2 separate regions of the Homo sapiens genome follow, and region 1 is linked to region 2. Evidence: read pairs that join two places in POLR2A ChIA-PET (ENCODE). Cell type or tissue: OCI-LY7. All regions are shown on one strand. Links, peaks and the distances in the headings refer to the core of each region. The heading gives the core; the rest is flanking DNA.

What was found. Peaks named below come from ENCODE experiments on the same cell type or tissue, not always from the same donor. Only the 100,000 strongest peaks of a DNase experiment are listed, where the experiment ranks them.
Region 1: POLR2A ChIA-PET joins it to region 2 with 5 read pairs; 7 of 35 experiments call an interaction of 5 or more read pairs at or near these places.

Annotation. Positions count from the first base shown.
Region 1 is chr12:49,241,224-49,245,615 of GRCh38, forward strand. It overlaps a transcript of TUBA1C not described here. Among named protein-coding and RNA genes, the nearest start is that of TUBA1C, 22 kb to the right of the region's middle. In OCI-LY7, for the core only: no CTCF peak of the experiment used is centred there; no DNase peak of the experiment used is centred there.
Region 2 is chr12:49,159,358-49,163,749 of GRCh38, forward strand. No RefSeq gene overlaps it. Among named protein-coding and RNA genes, the nearest start is that of TUBA1A, 28 kb to the right of the region's middle. In OCI-LY7, for the core only: no CTCF peak of the experiment used is centred there; a DNase peak (open chromatin) is centred at 2,264; H3K4me3 peaks cover 1,122 bases; H3K27ac peaks cover 385 bases.

The DNA of each region.
Region 1 (4,392 bases), core at 277-4,276, 82 kb after region 2:
ATATATAATATGATTTATCTGTGTCTTCCATACCAGACACTTAAATTTTATGAGAATGGGGCCAAGATTATCATGTTCATTTTGCACCCCCAGTGCCTAACTAGTGCCTCAGACCAGGCAAATGTTAGGTAGGATTCAACACTGAGATGGGAGGGAAAGGTGTTTCCATTGGAGGAACTGGCAGGACCACATACAAAGGTATAGACCTGGAAGAGTGACAAGGAGCATGAATGTGGTTTGCTTCAGCCTGAAGGGACTGACAGGAGGTAAGATGGGGTGATTATGATGTGAGTGTGAGTTTAAGGCAGTGGTCATCAGAACTTGAAATAGTTACAATTCATGCAATTTCTGGTGTATGATAAATGCTTTACACATATTTTCCTCCCCTCCCTCCCTCCCTCCCTGCCTTCCTTCCTCCCTTCCTTTCTTCCTTCCTTCCTTCCTTTTTTGAGAGTCTCGCTCTGCCCCCAGGCTGGAGTGCAATGGCGCGATCTCAGCTCACTGCAACCTCTGCCTCCCGGATTCAAGCAATTCTCCTGCCTCAGCCTCCCAAGTAGCTGGGACTACAGGCGCACGCCGACACGCCCGGCTAATTTTTTGTATTTTAGTAGAGATTGGGTTTTACTATGTTGCCCAGGCTGGTCACGAACTCCTGAGCTTGGGCAATCCGCTCACCTCAGCCTCCCAAAGTGCTAGGATTACAGGTGTGAGCCACTGTGCCCAGCCTTTATACATATTTTCATCAAAACTTAGAGCCTTCTTTCTTTCTTTTTTTTTTTTTTTGAGACAGAATTTCATTCTTGTTGCCCAGGCTGGAGTGCAGTGGCGTGATCTCAGCCCACTGCAGCCTCCGCCTCCTGGATTCAAGTGATTCTCCTGCCTCAGCCTCCCGAGTAACTGGGATTACAGGTGCCCGCCACCACACCTGGCTAATTTTTTGTATTTTTGGTAGAGATGGGGTTTCACCATGTTGGCCAGGCTGGTTTTGTACTCCTGGCCTCAAGCAATTCACCTGTCTTGGCCTCCCAAAGTTCTGGGATTACAGGTGTGAGCCACTGCACCCGGCCAAAAGTTTACAGCCTTCTTAGACAAGGTGGCATGAGGAAAAAAATGTGGTTTGGAGCCACAGATCTAGCTCCTTCCATTTGTAGAAAATATTACTTAACTAGCAAAACCAGTCCCCATGGCCAAACCAATCAGTCAAATGGAGTTATTTTGTTTTTTTGTTTTGTGTTGTGTGTGTTTTTGTTTTGTTTTGTGTTGAGATGGGGTCTTGCTCTGTCACTCAGGCTGGAGTGCAGTGGCACAATCCTAGCTCACTGCAGCCTCAAATCCCCAGGTTCAAGCAATCCTCCCACCTCAGCCTCCCGAGTAGCTGGGACTGAAGGTGCACACCACCACACCCAGCTAATTTCCAGCTAATTTTTTTGTTGTTGTTGTTATTTATACAGACAGGGTCTCCCTGTGTTGCCCAGGCTGTTCTCAAACTCCTAGTCTCAAGCAATCCTCCTGCCTCGGCCTCCCAAAGTGCTGGGAATACAGGTATGAGCTACCGCGCCTGGCTCATCTGTGACTTCTAATTCTGTTGTTGTTGTTTTGAGACAGGGTCTTACTCTGTTGCCCAAGCTGCAGTGCAATGGTGTGATCTCAGCTCACTGCAACCTCTGCCTCCCAGGCTCAAGCTGATCCTCCCACCTTAGTGGCCTGAGTAGCTGGGACTACAGGCGCATGCACCACCACACCCAGCTAATTTTTGTATTTTTAATAGAGACAGGGTTTTTGACATGTTGCTCGGGCTGGTCTCGAACTTCTAGGCTCAAGTAATCTGCCTGCCTCAGCCTCTGGAAGTGCTGGGATTACAGGTGTGAACCACCGTGCCCGGTCGTGACTTCCAATTCTAAGAAGCTTGCCGTGAATTTGTTAAGATGAAATAAGGTGCAGGCTGGTTGCGGTGGCTCATGCCTGTAATCCTAGCACTTTGGGAGGACAAGGTGGGCGGATCACCTGAGGTCAGGAGTTCAAGACCAGCCTGGCCAACATGGAGAAAACCCCATCTCTACTAAAAATACAAAAAATAGCTGGTGGCGCGCGCCTGGAGTCCCAGCTACTAGCCAAGCTAAGGCGGGAGAATTGGTTGAATCTGGGAGACAGAGGTTGCAGTGAGCCAAGATTGCACCACTGCCCTACAGCCTGGGTGACAGTGTGAGACTCCATCTCCAGAAAAAAAAAGAAATCAGGTGCTACCCTGTGAGTGCTTCTTACTTGGCTCTCAGGAGCTCCTCCGTCAGTCATGATGCTTCTCCAATTATCCCTTTGCTTGGGAACATCGCACATAGCATAGTTCAGGATGGCTAAGGGATAGCTTTTTGTTTTTGATTTTTATTATTTTATCTATTTATTTATTTTGAGACAGAGTCTTGCTCTATCGCCCAGGCTGGAGTGCAGTGGTGCAATCATGGTTCACTACAGCCTCAATCTTTTTGCTGTGAAGGCTAAGAGGACTTGGGAAGGGGAGGCTGGAAAAGAAAAATCAGCTCATTGCAAACCATTCTCAGGCAGTTCCCTTTAAGGAAAGGGTACATTTGGTGGTTTAGAACCTGGAAATTGAGACTTGTAATACTATCTCATTAAAAGAAAAACTTTAGGCCAGGCATGGTGGCTCGTGCCTATAATCCCAGTGCTTTGGGAGACCAAGGTGGGAGGATCTCTTGCTGTCAGGATGTCAAGACCAGTCTGGGCCACACAGCGAGATCCCGTATCTACAAATAATTTAAAAATTACCTGGGTGTGGTGGCGGGCACCTGTAATCCCAGCTACTCGGGAGGCTGAGGCACGATAATCACTTGAACCCAGGAGGTGGAGGTTGCAGTGAGCCGAGATTGTGCCACTGCACTCCAGCCTTGGTGACAGAGTGAGACTCTGTCTCAAAAAAAAAAAAAAAAGAAAAAAAAATCTGCTTTAAAACATGTATTGCCTGCAGAAACAGCTGAATTTTCAGCAAGGCCCTAAATGGGGCTCTAAATGGCCTCACCACTCACCACAGTATTTTCATTTTCAAATTCCACACATTGTTTGGTCATGTTTCTCCTTCTCCATCTTTTACCACAAAATGGATGTTTCCCTTCTGATTTGGGAGACTATGTCTTCTTAGAAGAAACATCTAAAAATGGGAAAGCTTGTGATTAAGAAGAATTTACATCTATAGTCGTGGTCTTTTGAAGATATCTACGGTATCTTCAAAATGTTCAAATGTCCAGGGAAGAAGGAAGTTAAGGGAAGTAATTTGAGTAGCTTCCCTATTTTTAGAAATTCTATTATGACCAAATTTTCCCAGAGAGGTATTTTTTTTTTTCTTTTGAGATGGAGTTTCATTCTTGTTGCCCAGGCTGGAGTTCAATGGCATGATCCCAGAGAGGGGATTCTTTAGAGTTCACAAAGTACATCATAATAAGGCATAATAATACCTTATAGTTGTGTCTAATGGATATAATATCAAAGAGTTTTCATGATCTTATCCCTGCATTCCCACCAGTCATGTCTCCACTGTGTGTAAGGATGGAAAATGAGATTGAAGGCCATCCCAGACTCACAGTCTGAACAGGAGCTCAGACCTCCTGACAAATACTATGTTGGGAAAGGACTCTGAAGCATCCTCCCAGATGCTTGCTCAGACCACACCTTCCTTATAATAACTTTATAATAACACCCCAGGTATTATTTTAGCTATTTAACAGAAAAAAAACAAGACTTGGAGAAGATAAATATACTCATCAAGTACACAGTGACTAAGTGGCAGAGCTATAATTCAGCCCAGGCCTGTCTTACTCAGAGCCTGTTTTAGTGCCTGGGAAGTAAATGATAATTTTTGATAAGACAGTTTCAGTACAGTGGTCAAGACAGAACACAAATTACAAGGGGTTTATTCACTTATTCATCACTTGTTTATTGAGGAGGGTGAAACGTCCAGCTATGGCAGTGTGAAGAGGTGGGCAAATTCTTTCCCTAAAAAAAATTACAAAGGTGGAAAAAATTGACAAAAATGACCATTTCTGGCACTCTGAAAATTGACCAAAGGCATGTAATAATCTGAGAAACAGCCAGGCACGGTGGCTCACACCTGTAATCCCAGCACTTTGGGAGGCCAAGGTGGGAGGATCACTTGAGGCCAGGAGTCTGAGACCAGCCTGGGCAACATAGTGAGACTCCCATCTTCACAAAAAATAAAAATAAAAAAATTAACCAGGTAGTGGTGGCACATGCCTGTAGTCACAGCTACTCAGGAGGCTGAGGTAGAAGGATTACTTGAGGCTAGGAATTTGAAGCTGAATTGAGCTCTGATCACTGCACCCCAACCTGGATGAAAAAAACCTGAGAAGCGTTTATGTTTGAGTA
Region 2 (4,392 bases), core at 127-4,126:
CTCTGCCTCTGGGGTTCATGCCATTCTCCTGCCTCAGCCTCCCAAGTAGCTGGGAGTACAGGCACCCGCCACCACCCTTGGCTAATTTTTTTTTGTATTTTTAGTAGAGATGAGGTTTCACCGTGTTAGCCAGGATGGTCTTGATCTCCTGACCTCATGATCCGCCTGCCTCGGCCTTGCAAAGTGCTGGGATTACAGGTGTGAGCCACTGTGCTCTGGCTCATTTTTGTATTTTTTTTTTTTTGAGATGGAGTCTCGCTCTGTTGCCCAGGCTGGAGTGCAGTGGCGCGATCTTGGCTCACTGCAAGCTCCGTCTCCCGGGTTCACACCATTCTCCTGCCTCAGCCTCCTGAGTAGCTGGGACTACAGGCACCTGCCACCACGCCTGGCTAATTTTTTGTATTTTTAGTAGAGACCGGGTTTCACCATGTTAACCAGGATGGTCTCCATCTCCTGACCTCGTGATCCGCCCACCTCAGCCTCCCAAAGTGTTAGGATTACAGGCGTGAGCCACCGTGCCCAGCCCTAATTTTTGTATTTTTAATAGAGACAGGGCTTCACCATATTGGCCGGGCTGGTCTTGAACTCCTGACCTCAAATGATCCACCCTCCTTGGCCTCCCAAAGTGCTGGGATTATAGGCATGAGCCACTGGGCCCGGTCCAGACCTTGGATTTCATATGCTGGTCTACTTCTAGTATTTTGTGCCCCTTTCCCTTCATTCTTGCCTTAGGGTGAGCTGCCCACATGCACAGTGGCCTACTAACGCCTGGCAGGTGAGCATGCGCAGTGTGTTTACTGGAGTTGTAAACATATTCACCTGAGGTTTTCTTCCCTTTTCTGGTGGAATGCCCTGGAAGGTCATATGCCTCCATTTTGCCTCTTAATGTGCATGCTCGAGCCCACTCGCCCAGTTCCTTAGATCTTACGGAAGCTGCTGATTACCAATTTCAGGTGTTTATCTGTTGGGAAACTGCCTCTCCCTGGTACTGGCTGTGACCAATTATTTTAGATAGGTAGTGTGACAACTGCCTGACCATTGGTCACCTGACATTCCTGGTGGGTGCAGGGAGCCCTCTCCTGCCCTGCTCTTGCCTGTCTAACTACCTACTGTAACAGTACTAAGGAGATTGCCCCCTTGGGAACTCCGTGTAGCTCCTGGCTTTTGTGATTGCAATAGCATCAGTAAAAGCCTGACACTGTGGAAAGACACAAACATGCAAGGACCTGCTTATCTCTAACCTTGCACCACTCACTGAGGCAGGAGAATAGGGACTAGAGGCAGGGAACCTAAGGACTTCCTAGAACTAAATCAAATGAAAATGAAAACACTTCAGCTATGACAAAAAATATCCTCCTCATTTACATAGGGCGTACACCAAGTAACCAGTGGGAACCTCTAGAGGGGATGTAAACCCCAGAAAATTCTTTTTTCTTCCTTTCTTTCTTTTTTTTTTTTTTTTTTTGAGACAGAGTCTCACTCTGACACCCAGGCTGGAGTGCAATGGTGCGATCTCAGTTCACTGCACCCTCCGCCTCCTGGGTTCAAGAGATTCTCCTGCCTCAGCCTCCTGAGTAGCCGGGGTTACAGGCACCCACCACGGGCCATGCCTGGCTAATTTTTGTATTTTTTAGTAGAGACAGGGTTTCTCTGTGTTGGTGAGGCTGGCCTTGAATTCCCAACCTCAGGTGATCTGCCCACCTTGGCCTCCCAAAGTGCTGGGATTACAGGCATGAGCCACCACACCCTAAACCCAGGAAAATTCTGTAACTGAGCCCTTGAGCCCCTATGTTTGGCCTGCTCCCACCCTGTGGAGTGTACTTTCATTTTCAACAAATCTCTGCTTTTGTTGCTTCATTCTTTCCTTACTTTGTACATTTTGTCCAAATCTTTGTTTAAGACACCAGGGACCTGGACACCCTCCACTGGTAACATCATGACATGTATGCAAAAATTGTCCGCAAAATTTACATATAAACGATTAGAATTTAAGAATTCCCAAAACCCCCTTTAGACAGGGTTTCACCACGTTGGCAAGGCTGGTCTTGAACTCCTGACCTCAGGTGATCCGTCCACCTTGGCTTCCCAAAGTGCTGGGATTACAGGTGTGAGCCACCATACCTGGCAGGGAACTTCATTATTTAAAGGAGAAAGAGCAAGCAGGAGGGGGAAAACGGGAGGTAGGGTAGGTAGTGAGGCGAATTGTTACATTCTTGTGAGGCTCTGATTAGCCTCAGTAAATTGACATTTTACATGTGAAAAGGGGAAGTAGAGGAAATGAGGCTATGGTACAGGATTGTGAAATTACAGCTATCTGGTAACAAAAGGAATGCAGTAATTCAGCTCTCAAGCTTAATGTCCCTTTGGCATAGTGAGTTTGGGGTCCCAAGATTCTATTTTCTTTCACACTAACACCAACAACAATAACAACAAAAGAACAAGACATCTGCAAGAAAATAGTATCTTTATTGAGAGATATTATGAAGATATTATGATTAATGTACTGAGAGATATATCACGTATTATTTGGAGGTATCAGATTACAAAGATGCTAATTCTACTTAAATTGCCCTATAAATTAAGTGCACTGGGAAGGTGGAGTAGACATACTTCCTAAATTCCTCCCACTAAATACAACTAAAAACCCTGGACATTATATATAAAACAAACATAAGAAGACTGAAAGAAAAGCCGGGCGTGATGGTTCATGCCTGTAATCCCAGCACTTTGAAAGGCTGAGGCAGGTGGATCTCTTGAGGTCAGTAGTTAAAGACTAGCCTGGCCAATATGGTGAAACCCCATCTCTACTAAAAATACAAAATTAGCCATACATGGTGGCGTGTGCCTGTAATTCCAGCTACTCAGGAGGCTGAGGCAGAATTGCTTGAACCCAGGAGGTGGAGGTTGCAGTGAGCCAAGATCGCACCACTACACTCCAGCCTGGGCAAAAGAGTGAGACTCTGTCTCAAAAAGAAAAAAAAAAAAAGACTGAAAGATGGAGAGAAGGCAGCAGACAAGCTAGGGATCTTGGGGGTCCAAGGAACAACATAGTGATGAGTTTCCTGGGTTTTCTTCCTACCTTACATCTCGAAGCCTTGGAACTGAAGAAGCTGACAATCCAAAAATGCCGAAGGGTGAGACAAAAAACGAAAACCTTCTCTCACTAGCCAAAGAACCAGGAAAGGGAAAATCTAGCAAGACAGCAAACTTTATATAACAACTCCTGTACTCCAGCCAAGTGCTACAGAAAGAACTGTGACCCTACCCCTACCTGTATCACCAAGACTGAGTGGGGAGCCTAGACTTCCACCCTTGCTAGGCTGTAACAAGGTGCTCCAAAGGATAGTCTTTTCTACAAATGGTGCTGGGACAACTGGATATTCACATGCAAAGGAATGTAGTTGGACTCTGCTGTGTGAATAGTGTCACCCTATCCAACATTCAGTGTCCACTTACAACCTCAGAATGTGGCCCTCTTTAGAAATAGAATCTTTGCAAATGTAGTTAGTTAAGATGGGGAATTACTGGATTAGAGTGGGCCCTAAATCTAATGACTGTCCTTATAAGAAGGCCATGTGAAGACACAGAAACATAGTGAGAATGCCCGGTAGCAACACAGGCAGAAATTGTAGTGGTGTCTACAAGGTAAGTAAGGAATGCCAAGGATTGTCAGCACCAGCAGAAGCTAGAAGAGAGGCATGGGACAGATTCTCCCTCAGAGCCTCTGGTAGGAACCAAACTTGCCAACGCCTTGATTTCAAACTTCTAGCCTACAGAACTATGAGGCAATACATTTCTTTTGTTTTAAGCCACTCAGTTTGTGGTTTAAAAGCAGCTCTGAGAAATTAATACAGACTCCTACCTCACACCATACACAAAAATTAAAATGGATCAAAGACCTAAATATAAGAGCTAAAACTATAAAACTCAGAAGAAGAAAACAGAGATAAATCTTTATTACTTTTGATTAGGTAATGCTTTCTTAGATATGACACCAAAAGCACAAGCAACAAAAGAAAAAAAATGGTAAGTCAGACTTTTTTTTTTGAGACGGCGTTTAGCTCTTGTTGCCCAGGCTGGAGTGCAGTGTTGCGATCTTGGCTCACTGCAACCTTCACCTCCTGCGTTCAAGCAGTTCTCCTGCCTCAGCCTCCCCAGTAGCTGAGATTACAGGTGTGCCACCGTGCCCAGCTAATTTTTTTTTTTTTTTCTTGAAACGCAGTCTCGCTTTTTCGCCCAGGCTGGAGTGCAATGATGTGATCGCGGCTCACTGCAACCTCTGCCTCCCGGGTTCAAGTAATTCTCCTGCCTCAGCCTCCTGAGTAGCTGGGATTACAGGTGGCCACCACCATGCCACAAGGCCCAGCCTAACTTTTTATTTATTTTACTGTT